Linked DNA regions of Homo sapiens: region 1 is linked to region 2. The links are chromatin loops, found by intact Hi-C in ENCODE. Cell type or tissue: Caco-2. All regions are shown on one strand. Region 1 overlaps FCHSD2 (FCH and double SH3 domains 2). Region 2 overlaps FCHSD2 (FCH and double SH3 domains 2).

Evidence for each region. A loop is a pair of places that touch in the nucleus more often than their neighbours do. Peaks named below come from ENCODE experiments on the same cell type or tissue, not always from the same donor. Only the 100,000 strongest peaks of a DNase experiment are listed, where the experiment ranks them.
Region 1: a loop joins it to region 2, with 8 times the contacts of the local background. A loop is called at or near these places in 5 of 110 quality-filtered maps.

Annotation. Positions count from the first base shown.
Region 1 is chr11:73,057,003-73,062,002 of GRCh38, forward strand. The region is part of intron 3 of FCHSD2 (FCH and double SH3 domains 2); the gene reads right to left. Among named protein-coding and RNA genes, the nearest start is that of FCHSD2, 83 kb to the right of the region's middle. In Caco-2, no CTCF peak of the experiment used is centred here; no DNase peak of the experiment used is centred here.
Region 2 is chr11:73,133,608-73,138,607 of GRCh38, forward strand. The region is part of intron 2 of FCHSD2 (FCH and double SH3 domains 2); the gene reads right to left. Among named protein-coding and RNA genes, the nearest start is that of FCHSD2, 6.2 kb to the right of the region's middle. In Caco-2, a CTCF peak has its summit at 3,909; a DNase peak (open chromatin) is centred at 2,284.

The DNA.
Region 1 (5,000 bases), 77 kb before region 2:
AACCCAGGAGGCGGAGCTTGCAGTGAGCCGAGATCACACCACTGCACTCTAGCCTGGGCGACAGAGCAAGACTCCGACTCAAAAACTAAAAAATAAAATAAAATAAATAAATAAAATCCATAGGTTGACAATTGATTTGCATCGTGAAGTACATAAGGAAACAACCTAGGAAAATGCAGAAGGACCTTTGTAGTAAACAAATGAATACCCCACAATTAAAGATTAAATGAAATCATGTCTTTAAGTGACCGGCATAGTACCTAGGACACAGTACACAGGTTCGAAGCATGGGCACTGAGGCCACTAGGAGAAGCAAAACAGAAGCTAAAGAATCACAAGGAAGAAAAAAAACAGCCAGGTAATCTCCTTCAGAAGAGAAACTTAAAGCATTCCACCAGGATTTCCTTACTGTGGTAATTATGGGGGTTCCCAGCTTACTTGTCTGCTTCCTGCCCTCACAGCCAACAGAGGTAGGCCTTCTCCAGAAAACTATATTAAAAAGGATATAGGTGAATGGAAAGGACAGAAGGGAAGAAGAGAGGAAGGGAGGGAGGGAGGAGAAAACATCTATATAAGGAATATTCTACCTCCTTCTAGGTGGCCATCAGGACTATTCCATTAGGCTCCATTTCCCTTTCAACATCAGTCACCACGAGATATGCCAAGACTCCCAGTTTATTCATCATCAACAAAACCCTTATTCTCAAAGTGTTCTGTACATCTATTAATCAAGCTCAGTCCCTAACCCTTTAAATCAGAGCTTCCCAAACAATGTATTGCGCCCCACAGCTATACAGGGAATGAGTTCCCCTCAGTTCTTGAGGGATCTAAGAGGAGCCTGGGACACATAAGCCTCCAGGACTGCCAATTCGGTATTCTTTTTTTTTTTTTTTTTGAGACAGAGTCTCGCTCTGTCGCCCAGGCTGGAGTGCAGTGGCACGATCTTGGCTCACTGCAAGCTCCGCCTCCCGGGTTCACGCCATCCTCCTGCCTCAGCTTCCCGAGTAGCTGGGACTACAGGCGCCCACGACCACGCCTGGCTAATTTTTTGTATTTTTAGTAGAGACAGGGTTTCACCGTGTTAGCCAGGATGGTCTCGATCTCCTGACCTCGTGCTCCGCCTGCCTCAGCCTCCCAAAGTGCTGGGATTACAGGCGTGAGCCACTGTGCCTGGCCAATTCTGTATTCTTTAAAGGTATTGGACCATTATTGTTTTATGTCATAAAATCAGCCAGGCTGATGCTACAGCAACCTGGCATTAACACTTGAGGTTATTACAGCACAGAGAGCTATGAAAATCAGACATTAAATGGTATAGTATATATACCAATATTCTAACAACAAAGGACAATTCCAGTTGTAACATACTCAGTGTGACATGGTATGGCTAGATGTCATCACAATTTGCCCATCAATTATCTAAACAACAAACTGACTAACTTCTTGATTTGAATACTACTAGTATAACACATGATAGAAAGATACATAGTTAAATTAGGGAAAGGCTTCAAGATCTTTATTTTTAACAAAACTTCTTGGCTATATAATCATTCTCTGATAATGATTACTTGTTTTTTAGGTTTATTTCATTTTCCTTTTTTTTTTTTTTTTAAGACAGAGTCTTGCTCTGTCGCCCAGGCTGGAGTTCAGTGGTGTGATCTCAGCTCACTGCAACCTCTGCCTCCCAGGTTCAAGCAATTCTCCTGCCTCAGCCTCCCGAGTACCTGGCTAATTTTTGAATTTTTAGTCGAGATGGGGTTTTACCATGTTGGCCAGGCTGGTCTTGAACTTCTGACCTCAGGTGATCCGCCTGCCTCAGCATCCCAAAGTGCTGGGATTACACGTGTGAGCCATCCCACCTAGACTTTCATTTTCTAACGGGATAAATAATCTTTTACATCTTTTTTGGATCACTTACCAACCAGAAATATAATTGCATATGAGTTTCCACAGTCCTTACATTGATAGGCTAGCCTCTATAACATAAGGTGAAATAGACTCAATGAATCATCCCATTTTAGTTTTTAAGCTAAGCTAAGAAATACCATTGTTGAACTGTACTCAATTCAACAAACATGGATATAAATGTAAACAAGAAAATGAGACTACTTTCAGTGAGAATGCACACTATAATTCATAAGGTAAGTCTAGCTCAAATACTGAAAAGTCAACCATTTGGGATGAAAGCAAAATGATTTCAAAATACAGAGTCTATTGACAATGGCTGAAGACTTTACATTACACTGTGTGAACTACGGTTTATTTACCCTCCGTGGGTTTTTTTTTTAACCCCCATACCAGAAAAGGATTTTTACACTATAAAGTTGTTTCCTTTTTAAAAAAGGAATTTTAAAAATTAATTTCTAGGTTTTCTAGGATTAAGAAGTTGTAGGACGGGCTAAAGAAAACATTGTGTCAGATAAGTGTTAGCCATCAGACTGCACTTCAAAGAGTTCATAAATCATAAACATAAATGTCAGATGTGACTATCCCTAAAAACGAGGAATGCTCCCTACCCTTCACTCTAACTTCTTCTGCCTTGTACTAAGTTTATTTTGCTGAAGGTCAACCAATACTTCTAATCTTCTTTCCATGGTAAGAGGAAAAGCAAAATTAGTCTATGAAAATTCAAGTTTTATGTATCCTGGTACCAAATGAAGTCCTGAGAAACCGGCTAATAATGAATTTTACTAAAAATTTTCTGTGAGGTTTTCTTTCTTTTTTTTTCTTTTTTTCCCCTAGCTGTGAACACTTCCAGAATTCTGGCAATCTGAAAGCATGGATTCTCATCCCAAGACAATGAAAACCCACGGTTAAGGAACAGACAACAGTTTTAGCATACTCTCAAACAATCCTTGACTAATAGAAGACTTGATAAATTAACCATTTGTTGTACCAAAACTTTGCTTATATCTGCAGAAATTCTACCCTAAACTGTACCTTGTTTACATGGTCATCAGTACATTCTCAGGTATTCCTGTTACAAACAAAGCAAATTATATATTCCTCTAACGTATACCTCCTATCCTTACTAAAATGTTCTTTTTAAAAGCAGGTAGGATACACTGCTATCAGAGATGACTAACACCTCTAGAAGCCTAGCCTTAACCTCTGTGACTCTGTTACTGTATAAGGAGTTAGTCACCCAATAGATTCATTGAATGAATGCAAATGCAGCCACTAATTTAAAGTTAAACCTCAGGAAAGTAACACCCATTCAAGGAAGTTTAAACAAATGTCTAATTGTACCATATTTTGGCATTTAGGAAATTGAAGCATTATTCATATCTTCATTTCTACCTATTTATTATTATTATCTGTCACCAGCAAATTCAAACATAATTTCCCAAGAACTCATAATTTATCTGAAGACATTTTGTATAATTTCATTTCAAACATTCTAATACCAGGAGCCTGGAAAAATACCAGGATAAAAAAAAAGTTTTATTTGTCTTGTGCTCCTTCTCACAGGCAATGAAGGAACACATTACAGTGAGAAAGTTTTCCAGGGGAAATAATCAATAGTATATCATACAATGTCAGAGCCAGAAGGAGCCATAAAGGCTATCTAAGAAAGACTTTGCATGAAGACCATGTAATTATTTCATGCTTTGATGGATTGTCCACTCATCCCACTGAAAACACTTATGAATGAGAGATTTAAAAAATAAAAAGGAAAAAACTATAAGACAAAAATGGGCATGAAAATAAGATAACTATTTCCCCTGGGCCAGAAAAGCAAAGCTGTGGGCAAGATTGAAGTTAGAAATACACAAAACTCTAGGTTAAGAAGAAGGCAATGGAGAGTTTGGCTCCTGCAAAGTAAAGGAAACTAAAAGGGCTCACAGTGGGACAGGGATCAGGAGCCAGGTTCATAGCTTGAAACCAGGCACTATAGTGAGATTCCCGTGTTCATGAAGGAAGGCTGAAAAAATGCTACCAACAGCTGCCAGGAACAAGAACTTATATAGAACTGTTGATAAATAGAAGCAAAAGAAAACAGGCAAGGATTGCTGGCAAGATGGCCAAATAGGAACAGCTCTGGTCTGCAGCTCCCAGCAAGATCCTCGCAGAAGGCAGATGATTTCTGCATGTCCAACTGAGGTACCTGGTTCATCTCATTGGGACTGGTTGGACAGTGGGTGCAGCCCATGGAAGGCGAGCCGAAGCAGGGTGGGGGGTCACCTCACCTGGGAAGCACAAAGGGTCAGGGAATGTTTCCCCCTACCCAGGGGAAGCCATGAGGGACTGAGCCTGAAGAACTCTGGAACAGATACTGTGCTTGTCGCATGGTTTTCGCAAACTGCAGACCAGGAGATTCCCTCCAGTGCCTACCCCACCAGAGCCCTGGGTTTCAAGTACAAACCTGGGTGGCCATTTGGGCAAACACCAAACTAGCTGCAGGAATTCTTTTTTTCCATACCCCAGTGGCACCGGGAATACCAGTGAGACAGAACGATTCACTTCCCCTGGAAAGGGGTGCTGAAGCCAGGGAGCCAAGTGGTATGGGTCTGCGGGTCCCACCCCCACGGAGCCCAGCAAACTAAGATCCACTGGCTTGAAATTCTCACTGCCAGCACAGCAGCAGTCTGAGATCGACCTGGGACGCTCGAGCTTGGTGTGGGGAGAGACGTCCGCCATTGCTGAGGCTTGAGTAGGGTGGTTTTATGCTCACAGTATAAACAAAGCCTCTGGGAAGTTCGAACTGGGTGGAGCCCACTGCAGCTCAGCAAGGCTGCTGTGGCCAGACTGCCAGATTTCCCTTCTCTGGACAGGGTATCTCTGAAAAAAAGGCAGCAGCCCCAGTCAGGGGCTTACAGATAAAACCCCCATCTCCCTGGGACAGAGCACTTGGGGAAAGGGGCAGCTGTGGGCACAGCTTCAGCAGACTTAAACATCCCTGCCTGGTGGCTCTGAAGAGAGTAGTGGACCTCCCAGCACTGTGTTCGAGCTCTGTGAAGGGTCAGACTGCCTCCTCAAGTGGGTCCCTGACCCCTGTT
Region 2 (5,000 bases):
TGAGATGGCAAAACCCCATCTCTACTAAAAATTGAAAAATTAGCTGGGTACGGTGGCGGGCACCTATAATCCCAGCTACTCAGGAGGCTGAGGCAGAATTGCATGAACCCAGGAGGCGGAGGTTACAACGAGCCGGCATCGCGCCACTGCACTCCAGTATGGGTGACACAGAGAAACTCCGTCTCAAAAAAAAAAAAAAAAAAAAAAAGTAACCATTATGCCAAAAGAAACCAGTCGCAAGATTCCACTTCTATAGAGACAGAAAGTAGATAAGTGGTTGCTTAAGGCTGGAGAGGGTTATGGGGAGCGACTGCTAATGGGTACCAAGTTTCTTTTAGGGGTAACTAAAACATTTTAAATTGGCGTGACGATTGTACAATCCTATAAAAAAAAAGTTGAATGGTACACTTTAAATGGGATACGTAATCATATATGATATACAGTCACATCATGTAACTTACATGATATGTACATTGTATATAAATAAAGCCTTAAAAAAAAAAACTCTAGACCAGATTAGATTACCTCTAAGATCTCTTTCTAGATACAACAGTCTCTGAGACACTGAAAAAAAGTCTCAGCACCATGCACAGTGGCTCATGCCTGTAACCCCAACACTTTGGGAGGTCAAGGTGGGAGGATCACTTGAGCCCAGGAGTTCGAGACCAGCTGGGGCAACATAGTGAAACCCTCTCTCTACAAAAAATACAAAATTAGCCAGGCATGGTGGTGCATGCCTGTGGTCCCAGCTACTCAGGAGGCTGAGGTAGAAGGATCACTTAAGTCTGAGAGGTTGAGGCTGCAGTGAGCCATGATCACACCACTGTGCTCCAGCTTGGGTGACAGGGCGAGACCCTGTCTCAAAAAAAAAAAGTCTCAGAACATCCATAAACAGACCTTGGAATCCAATCTCCCATGACTCCTGGGAATCTACAGTTCAGAGAAAGTAACATACAGTACAGTAATTCCTCACTTGAGGTCTCTAGACCACCAGGTGTCTGCAAAGGCAGGACAGGTGCTTCTTGAGCCAGTTTCAATTCTTCAGAACATCTATAAGAAATCACATATTCAGCCTTCTCTGGGATAAAGTTTTTTAAGTGTCTTTGACTTTGGTGAAACTCACGTTAACGGTTTGAAAATAGTGATTTGGAGCTGATCGACAGCTCAATGTATCAAAAAATAAGAAAACAAATTATTCCCTGATAATATACTGTTTTCTGGGGGGGAGTTTGTTTTTTGGTTTTTGGTTTTTTTTGAGACAGAGTCTAGCTCTGTCACTCAGGCTGGAGTGCTGTGGCACTATCTCAGCTCACTGCAACCTCCACCTCCCAGGTTCAAGTGATTCTCCTGCCTCAGCCTCCCAAGTAGCTAGAGTAGCTAGGATTATAGGTGTGCGCCACCATGCACACCTAATTTTTGTATTTTTAGTAGAGACAGGGTTTCACCATGTTGGCCAGGCTGGTCTCGAACTCCTGACCTCAAGTGATCCACCCGCCTTGGCCTCCCAAAGTGCTGGGATCACAGGCATAAGCCACCGCACCCAGCCTCCTGATAATATATTATACTTTTTGATAGGCAAAATATTTTTTACAACTGGACTCATGATGAGTTCCTTGGTTAAAAGCTTGGGAAACACAGATACAGGGGAGAGTACAGTAGTATGGAAATCAGGACAAATAGCTTAGAGTCTTCAACAATATAATTCACTTCATTTCACTGTGCCTCAGTTCCCACTTTCATCTATAAAATGAACAAACATGATAATATCCACCTGACTAAAATTCAATAATTTTTCCATATTATAGACCTCCTTAAACTGTCCTCTAAGAAGGTAGTTCTTTAAATTCTGGGTCACTGCAAAAAATTTTTCTTAACTAACTCTACTCAACATAGCACAGGATAAACAATCCTAAGAAGAAAAGTACACAGACTCTAGTATGTAGAAACTTATTGTAAGTGGTCTTAAAAAGCAAAGAGAAAAAAATATAATAATAAACTAAAAAGAAAGTAGACTCTACTTGTCTACTGCTGATAGCAAAAGTCAACAGGAAACACATCAGTATAAAACCTCCACAAAGCATGGAATGTCCCTGATTAACAACAAATTAGTTGTCTTTTCATCTCAAACTTCACTCCCAAATACTAGCTTCCAAATGCCATTCGCAGAACAAATGAACTGAAAAAGGGGAGGAGAACAAAGGAGAAAAACTGTATCATAATTGGTCTCCTCCCCTCGAAATTCCAAAAGATAAGAACTGGGGATTAAGGGGTGCGTTGCAGCAGTAGTGGCTCATTTCTGTAATCCCAGCACTTTGGGAGGCTGAGTGGGAGAATCACTTGAGCCCAGGAGTTCAAGACGAGCCTGGGCAACAAACAAACCCTGTCTCTACAAAATCTTTAAAATAAGCCAGGCATGGTGGCACGTGCCTATAGTCCTAGGTACTTGGGAGGCTGAGGCAGAAGGATCACCTGAACCCAGGAGGACAAGGACACAGTGAGCTAAGATCACACCACTGCATTCCAGCCTGGGCAACAGAGCAAGACTCTTGTCTCTTAAGAAAAAAAAAAAAAGAAAGAAAAAAGAAGGGACGTAATGGGGAAGAACTAGACAAAATTTAGCATAAAATTCTATTTACAGTCTAATGTGCTGTAGATTTTTTTTTAACTTTTTTCAATGATATAAAAACTTTTGACATTTTCTCAAGCTGGGCACAGTGGCCTGACGGTAGGACTGCTTGAACCCAAAGTTCAAGACCAGCCTGAGTAACATGGTAAGACCCCATGTCTACAAAAAACACAAAAATTAGCCGCGCACCTGGAGTCTCAGCTACCATGGAGGATGAGATGGGAGGATCGCTTGAGCCCGAGAGGAGAGGTTGCAGTAAGCAGAGATCACACCACTGCATTCCAGCCTGGGCAACAGAGTGAGACTGCCTCAAATTTAATAATAATAAAAAAAATTATCTACTACTAATTTCTTTAAGAACACAAAGCTATTTGTACTTTTCTAAGTGAATTCATACTAACTTAAATTGAGCATAAAGTTGGCAGGGGGCACTGGTGAGAAGGAGCACTAGTCTCAAAAGAGGAAAAGCAAGTAAGATCCTTTACAACTTAATTCATATAAAAACCCAAGTTCGGGCCAGGCGCAGTGGCTCATGCCTGTAATCCTAGCACTTTGGGAGGCCGAGGCGGGTGGATCACTTGAGGTCAGGAGTTCAAAAGCAGCCTGGCCAACATGGTGAAACCCAGTCTCTACTAACAATACAAAAAAATTAGCCGGGCGTGGTGGCAGGTGTGGTGGCAGCTACTAGGGAGGCTGAGGCAGGTGAACTGCTTGTACCCAGGAGGCGGAGGTTGCAGTAAGCTGAGATTGCACCACTGCACTCCAGCCTAGCCAACAGAGCGAGACTTTGTCTCAAAAACAAACAAAAAAACATCCAAGTTCAGAGATTTCCAGTGAATTTTTAAAAAATCATTCCACTTACTAGGGCAGACAAGAGAAGCCAGATCACCTCCTTCCTCAGGCAACTGAAGTTATCATGAATACCAAGAGGAGGCAAGTTTCAACTTTTTCAATATTGTCTTTGAAAAAAAAAAGCAAATCAGAAACCTAAACTCTTGTTTTAGTAGGTAATACGGTATCCTATTTACAACTCTATGGGAATGAAAGGATTCATTCCATTAAGTTAATATAGATAGAAGAACACACTAACTCCTTTAAAAAAAACCTGTTAATCCTTGGAGCACCAACAATCTCTGTCTTTACATATTATATACTCTACAACAAACAAGATAGTGTAATTAAAGTGATCACGTGAACCAAAGTATATAACACAAGCTCAACAGAGGCCCCTATAGCTCCCCTACAGAGTGTATACAGTATCTCACCCAAGAAAAAATAAGATACATTTAAATATAGCCAGTTACATTCGACAACAAGGGTATAAAGATACAAAAATGAATAATAGCCCATAACTTCAAAGACTTCATCTGAGGGAGGATGCCAGAACCATGTGCAAAATCAAAATCCTTTGAGATCACAGAGAACAAAGAACTTGCAGTTATTGGTAATCAAGAATTTGTCAGGTGAAAAAGTGGGAGGAAGGGTACCAACAGGCAAAGACAACAGCATACACAGGGGCATGAATGTAGAGTGCACAGTTAGACAACCTGACGTCCCGAGTGACCAGAGCAGGGGGAAGAAAGAGGAAGGATGCATGGGCATGAAACGGTAGTAACTAAGCCAGGAAAGGAAGCTTGCAGCTGGGTTGCAGAGAACCATATATACTATGACAAAGTGTTTGACCTTTATCCAGAAGGCCACAGAGGAGTGATCTATAATAATGTTTTTAGAAAGCTAACTGGTGGTAATGTGGAAGACATATTTAAAAGAAGAGATGGGAGATGGAAGATATAAGGACACTACTGCAATAATTAGGATACTAGTATATTGCAAGCAAAATGTGATGGATCAGCAATAATACAAACTAAGCAACAGCAACAGGAGCAACAGACTATATCAACTTAGCTTAGATGTGTGCCACATCTCATATGTATTGTCATTTGATCAATACAACCTTGGGCAACAGAGGCCATTATTGCCCCATTTTACAAATAAGAAAAATTAAGTTTATAAAGATTAATTCATTTTCTACAAGTCAGCACAGATATCAGGACACAAACTCAGGACTGTCTGACTGCAGTGTCCATATTCTTGACCATAAGCTCCTGCACCAAGCTACAGACAACAGGGGAAAAATGGAGACAAAACGCAATCAAGAAGTCTTTAGAAGACACAACCAACAGAAATTATTACAACTACTGACCACCCATACCCCACACGGGATCTTCACTTACACACTAATTCTGCCTTCCTGAACTGCTTCTGAAAATGTATTACTTTCTTCATCTAGATATTTCTTAGTTTGCTTAATAAGTTAAAAAAACCTTACATTTTTAACCATGTCAAGAGTTTCAGATATCTTGCACAGGAATTT